Regions from separate parts of the Homo sapiens genome. Here region 2 is linked to region 1. Evidence: chromatin contacts called from ENCODE Hi-C or POLR2A ChIA-PET data. All regions are on one chromosome and are shown on one strand. The core of a region is the stretch at or near the end of the contact, and the rest is flanking DNA. Distances in the headings are between cores, read along the strand shown.

Region 1 (2,700 bases), core at 7-2,506:
ATTTCTTTCTTCCTCTTAAGAATATGGTGAGGTAGGAAGCTCAAGAGATTATTACTCCCAGTTTATACATGTGGGAACTAAAGCTAAAAAGAATAAATAACTCACCCAAAATCACAAGCAAATTAGGAATGCAAACTAGAAATGAGAACCAAGTCTCCTGATCCCCTAATGTTCTTGCCAGCAGAGCTCGGCTCAACCAGCCCAATCATTCCTGTCATCTTCATGCCAACAGCTGATCACAAAGTGACTGACTGTTAGGCCCCTGTAGTGGTCATCTCGTCCAGTGACCCTCATTCCTGGCTACACACTGGAATCCCCTAGAGAGCTTTTAAAATTTATCAATGCCTGGGTCTCATCCCAGAATAATTAAATCAGAATCCATATGGGTAGGATTCAGACACCTGTATTTGCTAAAAGCTCTCCAGTGATTCTAATTTATAGGCAAAGTTGAGAACCAGCATATCAGCTTTCAGGATAGCAAATAGGTGTCATTTCAGATGCTAACTCCAATTAACAGAATAGAAAGAGAAGGCCATCTAAGAAGGACCAGGAGCTGCCATGTGGGCTCAGAGGGCAGTGAACATTGTTGCCTCAGGAACTGGAGGGACGGGTGGCACAGGAGCTGTGTGCCAGCCAATCCTGATCTAATCCAACTCCCTCACTTTAAAGACAAGGAACCCAAGGCCAGAGAGTTTATGTGATTTACCATGGTAACAAAACAAGCTAGTGGCAGATCAAAGTCTAAACCAGGTCTCCTAAGGTCTAGATCAGTCCTCCATTTGTTTATATAACTGAGTGGCTCCCAACCCGATTCACGACCCCCGGGAAGACGTAAGATCACCCTGTGATTGACCTGCTCTTGCCACCACGCACCGGCAGATTCAGAGGCCTACACCCAGCGCCACTCACATCGCCAAAACAGGCGCCACTCACAGCAGCCCAGCGGCCACTGGGCGTTTCCAATACCAACTGCTCTCCCCTCCTGCCACCATTTGGGTTGTCCTTAAAAGTCAGAGAAACAGCTATTGCTGGGCCTGGAGTTGGGAGCTGTGGCCACAGCTTCCATTTATTACTAAACCATGGGAGAGGCTCCCAGGAATGTGCCTGGCAATGGGCGCCAGGCTGCCTCCCGCCATGCCCCAGGCACATCACTCTGGCATCTAAATCGCTGCCTGTCCTAGAAGCCTGTAGGGGTGACTCACGTGTGTCTGTGTGTATGTGTGTGTGTGTGTGTGTGTGACTCAAGGGTCTGTCATAAAGGCCCCATGAGTCACCCACTTCCTGACCAACACATTATGAAGACAGCTTCAGAATGCACAAAAGCACAGGAAAAGAGCCTGTTGGCCAGGAATGGGTTTTGTGTTTTCAGGAAACTGGTTACTTTTAATATAAATACACATACACAGAGAGCACCCAAGATAAAAGTCAACAAGCTTAGTGTCTCCTCATTGAGACAATGCTCTGTTCATAATGGTTTCTGAAAAATTTTTATTATGGCAAAATATACACAACATACAATTTACTATTTTAACCGTTTTTAAGTGTATAGTTCAGCAACATTAAGTCCATTCACACTGCTGTGCAAACATCGCCACTATCCCTCTTCAGAAATTTTTCATCTTCCCAAACTCAAAGTTCATATTCATTAAACAATAGCTCTCCATTCCCCTCTCCCCCAGCCCCTGGTAACCACTATTCTCTGTTTCTTTGCATTTGACTGCTGTATCTATCTGTAATGTTTTATTTCATTAATCTTTTAGGGTTTTAAAAATTGCATTGTTACCTCTTTTTCTAAGGACAAACACGGATAATCCTTTGGCTTCTTGTACCTTTCTTTTAGAATTCCCTAAATGTAAATAGAAAGGACTCTCTGGAGTTTTTATTCTCACGGGGTGGCTATAGATGGAGAAGCAGAGATGACCAGGGGCTGTTTCAATTGAGCAAAGAAGTTTGCCTTGGAGCACCAAACCCAACACACCTTGGTTGCTCACACAAAGAGGTCCCGTTTGCCACAATCCAGTGCTCTCCCCGGGTGGGTAGTGGTGGCTGTGAAAGGCAGCCCGCTTATGAGCCAAACTGTGCATCTGGGGTTCCCGCCCTCAGCAGCTTTCCTGGGAAACCAATGAAAGAGGAGAGAGGAGAACGCTGGGCTCTGGGAACTGGCGTAGTTGGCCGGCATTTCTGCGGTTGTTCATACCGTGCCTCCAAGTGCATGCGCAGACCAGCTCCAGCTCTGGGCGCCTCTGCAGGAAGCGGGAGGCTGGCGGCCCATGAGGACTGCAGCTGCTTGCACTCACTGTCCCCACGGGTGACCTCACAAAGCACACTTCCTTTGCCTGCCCACTGCTCTCAGAGGCAGTGTGGACAACCCCTCAGTGTATAGGCTTGAGAGAATCAGAAAGAGGTCCACTGCTGAGCAGCACTGTTGGGAACTTAGCCTAAGCAAAGTGCTTAGCCTGGGGTCCATGGACGCCCCACCCAATGGCAACCATGACCACAGAAAGCCAACAGTCTCGGGATTAGTGAATATTCTGAGCTCAGACTATGAATCCACTGACCTAGGTGTTTAATGAATATGAAGATATAAATGGAGTGAGCCCTTCCTTCAGAGCGCTCACAGCCTGGTTAGGAAGCTAGGACTCAGAGCCTAGGTCTCCAGCTAGGTGAAACTGTGCCGGATACCGTGTTCATACACTGTGT
Region 2 (2,700 bases), core at 24-2,523, 230 kb before region 1:
CCACACAAAGAATTGCTTTCTACACTCGACAAAATGCCGGCTGCATCAAAAAGCAAAGCAAAAGGCCACAGCTCCCCCTGTGCACGAAGTCATAATCCATCCACTCTAAGAATGCTTCGTGCAAGGTCTGCAGGTCCCATGGAGAGACCACACAGCAGGAGACGACCCCACAGAAGGGGAGACGGAGAAACCACCTGCAGACAGCTCGAAATCTGGAAAGATGAAGGCTAACTGAGCTTATGACACTGAGAATCAGGTGAAGGGGGACTTAAAAAAAATTAAAGACAGTACATTTATTTAAACTGTCCCTTTTCATAATTCACTGAACTTTATCACAGGTCAGTATCTTCATTCTGTTGTCTTAGTGGATACATTCATTAGTGTTATATAAAACTTCATATAAAGTTAAAGAAGAATTAGAGTACAGCTAAGAACAGAGCTGTGACGTGTGAGAGGATTCACCATTGCAAACCCTAGTCCTTATGTGGCTATTTTTTCCTGTTTCAAGCAACAACTTTAGGTTATTTGAATTAGGTTATATTCTGGAATATTATAAGGGACATCTTTTTAAATAAAGAAAACTACTACTTTAGATAACAGGGAGAACACTTCAGAGGACTCATTACCTCATAGTATCGTAAAGGCTGACAACCATATGAAAGGACAGAATGACCTTGTTCTTCACAAAGTGTCCCTTGGTGGCAGATACAGTACACTAGAATCCCAAACTGCCAGGACCATGGCCGGACCCGGGTTGAGAATTTCCTCATTCTTTTCACTTCCTCTTTGCAGAAAAGATTTTCTTGGAATTCCTATGCCCCTGGCCTTGACTCTGGAGCCAGGGGTCAGGTGACTCACAGCTGAAGAAGTGTGGCTGCTATTAAAACATGCCAGAGGAGAGCTTACGACGGCCACTATTGTTAAGAGTATCATTAACGGTGTCAAAATTCTTGTCAAAAATCCTGTGTTGCCCCATAAATATATACACCTACTATGTATCCACAAAAATTTAAAAAAATCTTACTTTGAATTACAAAAAAAGGAAGCAGAACAGTATCTAATAAATGACAAAGTGCTTTTCATGTCTTCTCAGTTGATCTCCAGCACAACTGTATGCACTAATGACTACTAGGCATTGTTCTGAACGGACAGGAAAGCAAACTCATATGTTAAGGGACTTGCCCTGTGGGTCAGTCAGTATCAAAGCTGAAACCAGGAGCAGAGACCAGGTCTCTGACCTCTCAGGGCCGGCTTGCAAATTCCCTAGGGGCCTGCTCTTGGGAACACAGGGCGGGTGTTCCGGGAGGGAGGGGCGTGGGGAAGAGAAGGCAGCCTGGCAGTGACTCTGTGCTGTGCTCTGGCTCCTGCCGTTGCCCTTTCACAACCACCAGCCACCACCCACCACCTCACAACCACCAGCCACCACCCACCACCTCACAACCACAAAATCAATTTTCCACACTGCTTTTCAAAGACAGAAATGGAGGAAATGGTTGTGGTAGCAAATAAGTACTTTTCCAAGCCATTCTGTCCTAAACCATCTGCTCTGGAAAACTCAAATGGCGACCAAGTGGAGTTTTTTTCCTCCCTCACGGTGCTGTGCCCTCCTGATTAAAAGGGAGACAAAACATACACTTAATTCTTTACACCAGAATTGACAGACCCATGTTGGCCACTGCAGTTTTATTTTTCTGTGATTTATGCAGAACTTTCAACCTGGCAGACAGAAAGTAGACATATTTTAAAGGTACTAGGTACTTACATATTGAAGGATTATAACCAGCGGGGTTAGCAGTATATTCAAAACAGGATTTAACCTGGAGGCTGAATAAAATCAAACACATATTTCTTAAAAGATCCATTATTGCAGTGGAAAAAACCCAACATGTTCCCTAGCTCTCCAATCCCCCCAATGCCCATTGATGATCAACATGTTATAAAAACACTTGACAGACCCTCTTCCCTTTGCCCAGCACTCCTGTCATCTTCCCTGTGGCTCCTCAGGACAATAGAGTCATCATGAAGTGGAGGTGGGAAACTGAGGGGGATCCCACCAAGACAGAGGGATGCTCACCATATCCCACTAGGCGCCCCACACGCTGTTTTCTGGCGGAGGTCAATTCTGTTAGGAGTTACTGTGATGGTTTTCTGAATATTAATCACAGGCCGGGATCTGAAGACAAAAGGAGTGAAAAACAAGCTCAGCCTCTGTTACCTTGAATGTGAGTCTAATTCACATACTAGAGAGCATCCTTAGCTGCCCAGCACAGCTTAAAAACACAGGAAAAAAAATACACGTGACGTTTTCCCCCATTGCTGAAGAAAATAACTGTTAATAGATATAAATGTATACAATGCAGAGCCTCATTATACAATATTTGTTTAAAAACGTACACACTTATGAGTACATGTGCAACATGTGGGGGTTAAAGTAAATATTTTGTCTCCATTCCCACCCGAACACCCAAGTAGCCTTGTATGTTCTTCCAGACACGTCAGTTAAAATTATCTAAAATTAAATATTAAAATATATGTATAATTTCAACTAAATGGGAACTTAATTGCCATTGTTCTGTATGTGGCTTTTTCTCATCCATTTCAGAGGTCTTGTCCTGTATATACACATAGATCTAGTTCACTGTTTTTCACACCTGATGGCGTTACACTGTATCAGTGTAACATCCTTTATTTAACCAGTAC

The links. Hi-C counts contacts between places; a loop is a spot of excess contacts on that map. ChIA-PET counts read pairs that join two places held with the same protein, here RNA polymerase II (POLR2A).
Region 2: a map of cardiac septum shows a loop between it and region 1 (3-fold over the local background). The contact joins two enhancer-like sites. A Hi-C loop is called at or near these places in 1 of 168 maps with a recorded cell type or tissue (cardiac septum). POLR2A ChIA-PET finds 5 or more read pairs at or near these places in 1 of 52 experiments (activated naive CD8-positive, alpha-beta T cell).

The regions. Positions count from the first base shown.
Region 1 is chr2:172,251,912-172,254,611 of GRCh38, reverse strand. It overlaps LOC107985960 (a long non-coding RNA gene), which reads right to left. Exons shown (of 6, transcript XR_001739773.3): 1 at 1,979-2,700. Among named protein-coding and RNA genes, the nearest start is that of DLX2-DT, 150 kb to the right of the region's middle. RefSeq lists an enhancer at 522-1,721. Within about 2 kb of position 1,256, at least 10 of the 41 ENCODE cell types and tissues checked have a DNase peak (open chromatin) inside an H3K27ac peak, as active enhancers do.
Region 2 is chr2:172,479,114-172,481,813 of GRCh38, reverse strand. It overlaps ITGA6 (integrin subunit alpha 6), which reads right to left. Exons shown (of 26, transcript NM_000210.4): 10 at 2,075-2,173; 11 at 1,763-1,824. All of the region lies in intron 3 of PDK1-AS1 (PDK1 and ITGA6 antisense RNA 1), which reads left to right. Among named protein-coding and RNA genes, the nearest start is that of ITGA6-AS1, 14 kb to the right of the region's middle. Within about 2 kb of position 1,273, at least 7 of the 41 ENCODE cell types and tissues checked have a DNase peak (open chromatin) inside an H3K27ac peak, as active enhancers do.